3 separate regions of the Mus musculus genome follow, and regions 2 and 3 are each linked to region 1. The links are chromatin contacts, found by Hi-C or POLR2A ChIA-PET in ENCODE. All regions are on one chromosome and are shown on one strand. Each heading gives the region's core, a stretch centred on a gene start or an enhancer-like site at or near the end of the contact. The rest is flanking DNA. Distances are from core to core; before and after follow the strand shown. Region 1 holds the start of Vps18 (VPS18 CORVET/HOPS core subunit). Region 2 holds the start of Dll4 (delta like canonical Notch ligand 4). Region 3 holds the start of Spint1 (serine protease inhibitor, Kunitz type 1).

Region 1 (3,464 bases), core at 851-3,350:
ATGCTGAGTATCTAATCAAGGACTGAGCGTGCTCTGCAAGAACTCTCCCAACAGAACTCCAGCCTCACTTATCTACAGCATTTCATTTGCAGTGCCGGGAATCAAACCCAAGGCCTCAGGAATGCCAGGTACTCTATCACTGGGCCACAATCCCAACACCCGTTGTTCTAATAACTATTCGTGCTGGGATTCATCCTTGTGGGACAGAGGTCTAACTGTCTTATTCCAGATGGCTTATCCCAAATGATAAACAACGCTGTCAACACTTTTGGCAAATAGCGGACATACTTCAGGATTCCAGACTGTCCCAATGATCTGTGTGGCTAACTCTGGGAGGCTGAGAGCACCTTTCCCCCTGTTGAAAGACCAGAATGATTAGCTGACTCGTTCAACAGCATGGGTGGAATCTGAACATAGTTCTCTCTGATCTTCAGCCACCACACTGGTTCTCTTTGGGAAGGAATAGTGCATCTCCTGAAAAGCTATTGTGTCATTTGCTAAGTATGGAAAAAGACCCTAGTCAGCTAAAAGTCTCCAAAGATACTACCGGAGCAGTGTATCCTTGCCCAGGCTCATGCAGAGCTGATTGCAGGAGACCACGAGGCTAGTGATCCGCTCCGAGGGGGTGAAGTCAACCCGCTGCTTGGTGAAGATGGGCACCTCCTTCTCCAGGTGGGCACTTACATACCCTATAGGTGGGGAAGACAAGAGAAAAAGGCGTCCAGAGGGGGGTGAGGCACCCAGAAACCCAGAGAAACCCCAGTGTTAGCTGATACTTCTGCTTCCCAAGTATATTCCTACCCACAGGGTCTTGGTTCATAAAGAGTTCAACATGAAATAGTTTTCTGGTTGTCTTTATTGGAAGGGTCCTGGGCTCTTCCCACACTTGTGACAGTAGTAAGGGATTGGTTCTCTGTGCCTGAGATGAGGTTGTATCATGATATGCACGTTCCCAGTGGTAACGGGGGTGGGGGGAGACAGTACAGGGAGGATGGTTTTGGCATTCTCCCTTATGGTCTTTGGCCAAGAGAAACTAAAGTCCCTTCCTTGCTGTCCACACAGTATGGTTCAGTGAGTCTCCATTGTATGTAGAGAGTTCTGGGAACCCAGTCCTATCAGTCCAGTTCATAGGCTACAGTTGCTTTCTCGATAGTCCGCTGCAATATCATCATAGTGTGGGTAACCCTGCGCTGCTCTCCTACACTCTAAACTGCAGCCAGCTTTACCCCGGGACAATCATCTCCATTGTTCCTGTTCAGTAACAAAATTCCCTTTTGGATCGACCCTCCTTCACTTATAACATTCACGTTCCACCAAGTTCAGTGCTCATTCTGCCTCCTCTGCTACCTCAAGATGAAGTCTGGTGGGAACGAACACATACACAGACTCCAAAAGCTTTAAAAAAAATCCATAGAACAAGACACAGAAGCCTGGAACCTATATTCAGTTCTCCCAACTGCAGCCTATAGACAAAAGTAACAAGTACTTCCTTATCTGAGCCCAAGTTCCCTCTTTTGAAGGACCTTTGAGTTAAGGCCTAGATCACGAGGCTGTTCCTGTGGCTCTTTCAAACTTCGACCAATGACAAGCTGGGCAAGACAAGAAAGGCCTGGGGCTTAGATCCTAAACACACGCTGCAAGCTCTAGAGCTTCTCTCCCCCGTAAATGCTACCATAACAGAAAGGGGCAGAGGCGGCCTCTTCTAACTTACCAGAATGGGGGATGCCCACGCTAGGGCAACCAGTCTGCAAGACGGCCGAGCGGGACAATGAGTCCTCGTACTCATCCAGGATGGACGCCATGGCAATCAAGTTCTGGATCTCTGATCTGGGGGCTGGGGGTCACAACTGGGACCCCGGTCGTCCTGGATTTGCAAGTTGTGCTTCCCCAGCGTCTGACAGATCCTGAGAACCTTTTAAAAATTCTGGGGCCCTTTTCGCTTTCTCTGTGAAGGACGAGACGATCGAGGAGCCCCAACTAGTCCATGGCGCAGCTTTGCACCCCAGCTCCAGTCCCAAGAGATTATAGGCTCCCCTTAGCAGATCCCAGGTAATCACAACCTCGCCCAGGCAGCTCAGCTGACTCCCGCCCCCGTGACGCGTGCTTATGACGTGCTTCCGGGTTTTTCAGCCGCGAGTGTTAACTGGAGTCCTGGGCACCTGAGCCTCCACAAGGAGGCGTTGTCGGAGACTCGGCGCGGCGGGGGAGGAGCGCTTGCGGGCCACCCTGCTGCTGCAGTTCCTCATGTTGGCGCTAGGAGGCAGCCCGGGATTTCCCAGCGGCGTCCAGTAACAGGCTTGCGCGGATCCTAGGCTTCCGCAGCTCAGACTTCACTCCCTCAGACTGTCACTGAAAGGCCGGCGGTGCTCCTCCATCTGTCACACTACCTCCTGTTCCTCAATCGAATTGCTGCCTCAGTCCACCTTCACAGGCACAGGCAGAACAGTCTGAGTGTCCCTTCTTTCACCCCAGGGCCCCCTAGCTTCCAGAGGAAGTAGCTGAATGGGTCACAAGTGTGGCTCAGTGGTGCATAAGCACCTTGCCCAGCGGGTATAAGACCTGGATTTTTTTTTTTTTTCCTTACACCGCAAAAAGAAAACCATACAAAATTTAATCTCCAGCAGTGGGAAGGCTGAGGCAGGAGGATTACTAAGGACTGGGCTACAGACCCCCAGAAAACAAAACAGAAAGAAATTGACAACGCAATGGCCAGGTTAAGTAAGCTGCCTCATAGTAGCTCCTTAGTGTAGGGGGAGAGGCAAGGGTCACCGGGAAAACTGAAGCAGGCTACTTCCAGGCACTCTATACGTTGAGTGATGTTGACTGTCCTTGTCTAGCATGTGGGAAGCCTTAGGATCAAGCCCTAGTATCAGAAAAAGAAAAGGGGGTTATATATAGTCTTCAGGAAAGTCACGAGCGAAACCCTATAAGCCGTGTAATGGGGTGGAGAGGAAGCGGGGCTGGCCTTGGGCAGACTGTGGAAGCTATCGTGTGATCCACTGGAGGCTATAACTGGGGATAAGATCTGATGTTGGTACTGGGAAGCAGGTGTTTGAAAAGGACATGAGACCTGAGGCAGAAGACAGGCCTTATGTATCCATCCGGGAGAGAGAGAGCTGGGAAGTGGGAGACCATCTCAGAGGAAGGCACCAGAGACCTAGTGACAGGTTAGGTATGGCAGGCAGATGAAGGAGAGTGTGGGGACAGCTGGAGACCTGGCTGGTGGGAACAGAGGAGGAGCCAAATGAGAGGGGGTGGAGGTCACATGACTGAGCTCAGGGCACTGCTAGGGAACTTACTGGGGAACCCCAGCTTTACCTGTAACCTGCTCCAGGGCAGTCACCAATAACTAACTAGTGAATGTTTATTAGACATTTGCATAAACGAACTCTCTCATGGCTCAGTTTCTACATTTATAAAATGAGAAAAAAAAAATCTCTTAACGGTGTGCGGACAGTCGGATG
Region 2 (3,293 bases), core at 789-3,288, 37 kb before region 1:
TCACACTCTAATTATCTAGATTAACTCTACCTGCAAGTAAGCACAGGCCAGAGGGTCCCAGAATCTTGCTACTTAGTCTCCCTGGGTGTGTGCATGTGCAGGGGGCTTGATAGCATTCAAAAAAGGGTACAATGGACGGATGTTAAGATATCCTAGGGTTGTGGAGGCAGATACGGAGGGGAAAGAGGAAAAGAGGTCAAAATGGAAAAAAAGAAAAAATTTAAAGGGGGAAGTTTTCTGGTTCGAGAACTGGGAGCAAGGGGTTCTGTTCTAGACGTAGGTAATGGTTTTTCTTTTTCCTTTTCAAAGTGAGAATTGTTGTGCTGGTGAAATATCCTTTTCCTCTGTGTCAGAACAACATCCCAAAGCCATTATTCCCTTTCCAAAGGAGCGGAATTCGCAAAAGGTGTAAAATACAGGAAGAGGCCCGTCAGCGGCGCTGGCAGCCTCGGCCTTTCTCACCGCCGTGCTCCCCGCGTTCCCACGCCAAAAATAACCCGCAGGAAACGCAATTGTGCTCTGAGTCCAGGCAGCGAGCGGAATCCGAGCGTCCAGCGCGGGGCGCAGCTCCGGCCAAGCTAAGCGTCCTGGCCCCCACCCCCCAAGCCTGCGTCCCCAACCCCCACCCCCGCCTATAACTGGTTAACTCTTTCGGCGCTGTGTGATGTCGCCCCCCTGTGGCCGAGAAGTTAGATACTCACCTGGCCGCAGGTCGTCTCCCGGTGTGTGCCAAGCTTGGATGTTGAGTGAGAAGGTTCCCTGGGAAGCAAAAGGGGGGGTGGGGGACATTAGAGATAGCGATATCAGCAGGGAGGGAAAGGAGGGGGTGCCTCGCAGCAGCCTGTTTAATTAATCTAATTGCAGGATATAGTTACGGAGCTCGGCTCAACATAACTGGTGTTCGCGCAGCGCTGCGCGCGAGCTGAGAAGGCAGGGGAGGGATGAGGGATGCGGGAGTGTAAGTGAGAGCCGGGGGGTGGGCGGGCGGCGCCGCGTTGGGGGTTTGGTAATGAAATTCGTATCCCAAGAATTGGGGAGAAGGAAAGGGAAGAAACTGGGAGGAAAGACTAACCAAAGCCTCTCCGGGATGATCCTATGAGAGAACAGGGGGGCGGGGGCAGAAGAGAAAGAGCCCTTGGGGCTCTCCAGAGAGCGCTTTGGAAAGGAGCTCTGGTGTCCCGGCGCTCCCTTCTTTCCCTTCGGTTATCTCCCGGTGCATTTAAGTTGTGCTTACCGGCCAGGTGAAATTGAAGGGCAACTGCAGAGGGTTGCGACCACTGCCGCTATTCTTGTCCCTGACGACGAAGGAGTTGGTGCCCAATACCGGCGTGGAGACATTGCCAAAGGTGCAGGGTCCCTCGGAGAAGGTTGCCTGGAAGTGCTTAAGGCAGATGCGGAAGAAAGTCCGGCAGCCCGGTTCGCAGGACTGCCCATTGGCCAGCATACCGCGCTGGTTGACGAACTCCTGCAGCCGCAGCTGGAAGATGCCGGAGCCCGCAGCGCGCTGCTGCACAGGGACCGAGAGAAGGAGGGAGGAGAGCGGTCAGGCTCAGCCGGGGCCGGGGCGCAAGCCCGGAGCGCTGCGGGAGGGGGCGGAGAGGACGTGAGACATTACCTGCGGCCACAGTACCGCCAGCAGCAGTAGCGCCCAGCGACAGGCGCTCCGGGACGCAGGCGTCATCCCTTGGGGTGTCCTCTCCACTCCGGGACTCCGAATCTGCTTGTTAGGGATGTCGCTCTCCCGCAAGTCCCGTCTGCCAGCCGAGTTCCTGAAAAGCTGATTCCCCTCGGGACGCTGCTCCCTTGTCGCCTTCTCAAAAACTCCGCTGCTCGATGCCTCGGTAGGTAATCCAGGTGAGGGCGACTGGGCGGTGGCTGCTCTAAGTACGTGTCCTGGAGCAAATCCTAGGGTCTCGAGCGGGCTAGTGAGGGAGTACACTGCACCCAAGTGACTTTGGCTGCAGCTCTTGGCCTCGGGTTCCTAGCCTGCGAGCAGCGCCGCTACTGAAACCTGCTTGCTCCAGAGCCTTTCTTATATATATTGGCTGCTCTTCGCAGCCTGTCAGTCAGACAGACTCACGGTCACTCTCCCCTCCCCTCCAGGCCTCTAGTGGCTACAGTCCCAGCACCCACCGGAGGGGGCCTCCGCCCCCGCCGCTCCCCCTGTCAGCCAGCCAGTAGGGCGCAGGTCCCCGCCCCTCTTCCAACTTCTGGGCTTCCAGCTCTGCGCGTGCCCGGCGAGCAGTCCTTAGAGATCGTCTGCTTAAAGGCTGAGACCCTCGCCACCAGAGGATAGGAGGGTAGCCCAGTGATGCGGCGGGAGGTGAGGTGGTTCCCGAATGGTCCAGGGGGTGGAAACTCTAAGGGGTCCCCGTAGGCGGTGCACCTGATCCAGGCATTAGATACCTACAGTCCTCTAGCAGGTGGGGAAAGCTTAAACTAGGAAAGCAAAAAGCAGGACCAGGGGATTTGGATCTCCCTTTCCTTTCCAGACTTTAGGTAGCTCCTGCCTCGCTGGCCTCCAGCCTATGTGTGCCCACCCTCCACGCGTCCCCAGCACCGCAGGGAAGCCATCCGACGCCTTAACCTTTCCCTGGCTATTCCAAGCAAGGCAAAGGGCCAAGCGTCTAGGACTCTGGTCTTCTCTGCACCTGGTAGGCGTGTCACCTCAAGCAGCAGGGCGTGCCCAGCGCGTGCCTTCTCTCTTTGTCCCCCACCCCCACTCCCTCCTGGCTCGTGCTAGAGCCAGGACTAGAGGTTCGAAAGAGAGGTGGGGGGCGTGGTTCTCGAAGTGGGGGGGGGGTCCTCAGCTGTATGGTAATGAGGTTCTAGTCTTTTCCCTCAGTGCCTATCTCACCTGGGTCGCGCTTGGTCTCCATATCCTCATCCTGGCCCCCACCCGCGTCCCCTAGCTCCGCTGGAGTAGGGAGGAAACTTTCTTAATTCCAGAATTTCCTTGGGCCACTTGAGAGGCAAGGTGAGAGAGCTTGAGGCTGATCAGGTCTAGATCTCTCTGCATAGGGCAGGATGTAGGGTGGAACTGGAGGCGCATAGAGTTGTTTGAGTTTCGGGTGGTTTCACCCATGTCACACGCGCGCCTCTCCCGGGTGGCCTCCGAGCGCAAACCCTGCAGCTGCTTTCCCAGAACCCGTCGTGCTCCCCCGAGGCTGCAGACCGGGGAGGGCTGGCTTCTCCCAGTTTTGGGGGGTGCTAGATTTCTCTCTCTCTCTCTCTCTCTCTCTCTCTCTCTCTCTCTCTCTCTCTCTCTCTCTCTCTCTCTCTCTCTCTCTCTC
Region 3 (3,263 bases), core at 290-2,789, 51 kb after region 1:
CACACACCTGCTGGGCCAGCTGACATCCCTCACCTACCAGATACACATACCAGCAGGTTGACTCACCCCAGTGGCCCTCCTCACCCCTCACCAGAGAGTGTCTAGGAGACTGGACCCACAGCACAGTCCCTCTCCCACAGGAAAACCTTTGCCTGAGTTTGTCCTGTATTGTCTGGAGGCCTGGTTATATCATTGGTCCCACCTGCAAAAGGCCAATCTATTCCCAGGGCAGAGACACTAACCTGTACCTTATGCAGCCACCGGAGGAGACCATGGTCAGGCTCATTTTGTCAAGGCCTCAAACGGCCCAGGACAACACTTGGCCAGGATGCCTTTCTAGTAGTCACTTGGGCGCATCAACGTTCCCTGACTTAGCCTATCAGAGACAGAGGTAGCGAAACCTAGAAAGTCACTTCACTTCTCTCATAGGCACATCCTGGGCTAGGCCTTCAACCCCCAACTCTGAACACCCTTCAGGAGCCAGAACCTGAGCCCTGAGATGCCATCCTTCCCCAATCTCCCATCCCCTTTGTTTACAAAATACTGCCTACTTCAAAGGGAGTCGATGGAAGGGCTCTCCTCCCTAACTCCTTTTTGTTGTCTTCGCCAAGCCTCCCTAACCTGCCTAGCCCTTCTGGCCAGCAACTTTCCTCACCTCCAAAGCCTCGAGTCCGCAGCTCGCGGTAGGAGCGGTAAAGCTCCTGAGTAAGATAGTTGATGAAGCCCTCCTTCGGAGCGAACTTGCACACGAAGTTCTGCTCGTACAGGCAGTTCATGAGGAAGCAGGCAGAGATGGCGTCCTCGCCGCCGTCTGGCTGCAGCTCCACCAGCGCCAGGTTGCAGTTCTGAGTGGTGCAGCAGGAGCGCACGCAGTCCCAGCCGCGGCGCGCCGTCGGGGAACCCAGGAAGGTGGCCCCGTTGCTGACTGAGGCTTCGGTGTCCAGCACAAAGGACGGCACCCCGCTGGTAAAGCGGCTCAAGCAGGCGGCTCCCCCGGGAAGCTCAGCGGGTGCGGACGGCAGCTCGGCCTCGGTGGCCTGGAGGCCAAGCGCGCAAAGGAGCCATACGCCGACCGCAGAGATGCTGGCCCGCGCCAGGCGGCGGCCCGCCATCGTGCTCCCAGGGGCCGTCGCCCTCCTCCCCGAGGCGGGGGTCACCTTCACAGTGCGAGCCTCCGGGTTCCGAGGGTGCTTGTGACCTGAGATGGGAGGAGGCAGAGGAGACACACCTGATCAGCTCGGGTAGGGGCGCGGGGCACTGGGAACAAGGAGGCGCACGCAGGACGATCCGCCCACGCACACTCGGACCGGACCGCCGACGTCCGGCAGAGCACCGCTCAGGAGCTCGCGTACCCCAACACAGAGCGGACGTCCGCCAAACATGCCCGGAGCCCGCTGGGCGTCCGCCTACCGTCCGCCCCAGCTACCTGCGCAGGTGAACGGGGTGGGACCGCCGACGATCCCGCCCGGCTTCCGCCCGGCTCTGGCTGCACGGAAGATTGGCTGCCTCCTCCCGGCCTTTCTAGTTTCTGGTGAAACTGAGTCAGAGCGCGGGGCGGGACTGGCATTAACCCCTGCGCCGCCGGCCCCGCCCACGCCGGTTGTACTCCCACCGGTCCTGCCCAGCAGAACTTCCGGCTGGACCCGCCGGGCGGCTCAGCCACCCCAGACCCAGCCGCAGCGCCCGTGGTTTCCGAACGCCCAGCGGCGTGGGTGAGGCCCGCGTGCCCTGGAGGCGGCTCTACCCTGGCTCCACGGAGTCCAGCCACTCGTTGGGTCCCTGAACACCAGAAGTGCGTCCCTAAGCCCACATTGGGCCGCGACACCCCTGCAAGGTGGCGCAGGTGCGGTTGCCTCCGGCCTTCCTTTCCGGTTAGAGCCGGCATTCCCTACCCTTGGCTGGGGGCGTTTGGGAAGGAGTTGGAGGAGAAATGTCGGGGAAAGCTTATGCAAACGATTTCGCTGTCTGTGGCCTGCCCTTGGGACATCATTTCCAGTTTTCCAGTAAGAAGAGAACCCCAAAGTTGGATAGGCTGCGTTTGTGTAAACCAGATCCTGGGATTCGTGCTTCACTGATGCAGCTCAGGACAGCCCTTCCTTCTGCGAGAGTGGACCAACAGGTGATTCCTGGTATCCTGGCTTCCCTGTTTCACCCACAGGAGTGCATTCCCTTTTGTTTGCGCCTCTCCCTCATTCTTGTAAACATTTCCTTTTGAACTCTTCATCTTTTGTTGGTAAATTGTCCCCTTCCCTGAATCTCAGGTTTACTCTCCCATCCCAAGGGGAACTCCCAGTGAGTAGTTGACCACTCTCTTCCACATAAATTCCCTGTTTGGACACCTGGAGGCTCCAGCTCTCTGAAGGGTTCAGTTAATCTCCCACGCAACAGGGAACACCTTCATACCAAGCTCATTGCTTTTCCTAAATGAAAAACACGCAGTCCTTTCTTCACATCCCAGATGTCTACAGGACATCTACACTCCTGTTTTCTTTCAAATTAACTTATTTCTGAGACAAGGCCTTGAAAAGCATCTCTGGTTCTGCATCATTTCCTAGTGTTGCAATTACAGAGATGAGTCACTATATCTGGCAAGATTTGTCTTATTTATGCCCCCCAGCCCCCCAGGAGAGACGGATCAACAGTTCAGAGCAATTGCTACTCTTGTGGAGGACCAGAGTTCAATTCCCAGCATCCACATCTCAGGGCTCACAGCCTCTTGAACTCTAGCTCCAAGGGGTCTGAAACCCTCTTCTGGCCTCCTCAAACACCTGTGCAAATGTGGTATTTATTCACACATACACACACATACACGTATCATAAATATATATATATCTTTAAGACTATAAAACATTTGGCCTAGTGATGGCACTGCTGATGGCGCTGGTGTTGGTACAGCACTTGGGGAGGCTGGCAGATCTCCTGAGTTCAAGACCTGCCTGGTCTACAGAGTCCAGTACAGCCAGGGTTACATGGAAAAACCCAGTCTCAAAAAATCAAAGCAACAACAAAGATTCTAAAGAGTGTTCTGTGTATGAGTGCCTGTATGTTATATGCATTTTGTGTCTGCTTTGTGCCTGTTAAAACCAGAAGAGGACACTTGAATTCTTCTAGAACTGAAGTAAGGCAATTGTGAACTTCCACATGGGGCCTGGGAATGGAATCAAGGTTCTTAAAGAAAGATTCTACGTCTTTTCATACTATTTTACCTCCCCCCACTATGAAAACCATCTCCCCATCACTTACCGACAGTAGTCTCATGTGTT

The links. A loop is a pair of places that touch in the nucleus more often than their neighbours do. ChIA-PET counts read pairs that join two places held with the same protein, here RNA polymerase II (POLR2A).
Region 2: POLR2A ChIA-PET joins it to region 1 with 18 read pairs in embryonic stem cell. The contact joins the promoter of Dll4 here to the promoter of Vps18 in region 1. A Hi-C loop is called at or near these places in 4 of 37 maps with a recorded cell type or tissue (adrenal gland, heart, left cerebral cortex and 1 more). POLR2A ChIA-PET finds 5 or more read pairs at or near these places in 3 of 5 experiments (Patski and embryonic stem cell).
Region 3: POLR2A ChIA-PET joins it to region 1 with 14 read pairs in embryonic stem cell. The contact joins the promoter of Spint1 here to the promoter of Vps18 in region 1. A Hi-C loop is called at or near these places in 2 of 37 maps with a recorded cell type or tissue (T-helper 2 cell and regulatory T cell). POLR2A ChIA-PET finds 5 or more read pairs at or near these places in 4 of 5 experiments (Patski and embryonic stem cell).

The regions. Positions count from the first base shown.
Region 1 is chr2:119,287,378-119,290,841 of GRCm38, reverse strand. Vps18 (VPS18 CORVET/HOPS core subunit) reads right to left here and starts at 2,100. Exons shown (of 5, transcript NM_172269.3): 1 at 1,712-2,100; 2 at 548-689. The coding sequence starts at 1,802.
Region 2 is chr2:119,324,529-119,327,821 of GRCm38, reverse strand. Dll4 (delta like canonical Notch ligand 4) reads right to left here and starts at 2,038. Exons shown (of 11, transcript NM_019454.3): 1 at 1,616-2,038; 2 at 1,235-1,507; 3 at 702-759. The coding sequence starts at 1,681. It overlaps Gm14207 (predicted gene 14207), which reads left to right and starts at 1,625. Exons shown (of 4, transcript NR_030683.1): 1 at 1,625-1,841; 2 at 2,493-2,654; 3 at 2,846-2,977.
Region 3 is chr2:119,235,636-119,238,898 of GRCm38, reverse strand. Spint1 (serine protease inhibitor, Kunitz type 1) reads right to left here and starts at 1,539. Exons shown (of 11, transcript NM_016907.3): 1 at 1,427-1,539; 2 at 656-1,198. The coding sequence starts at 1,112.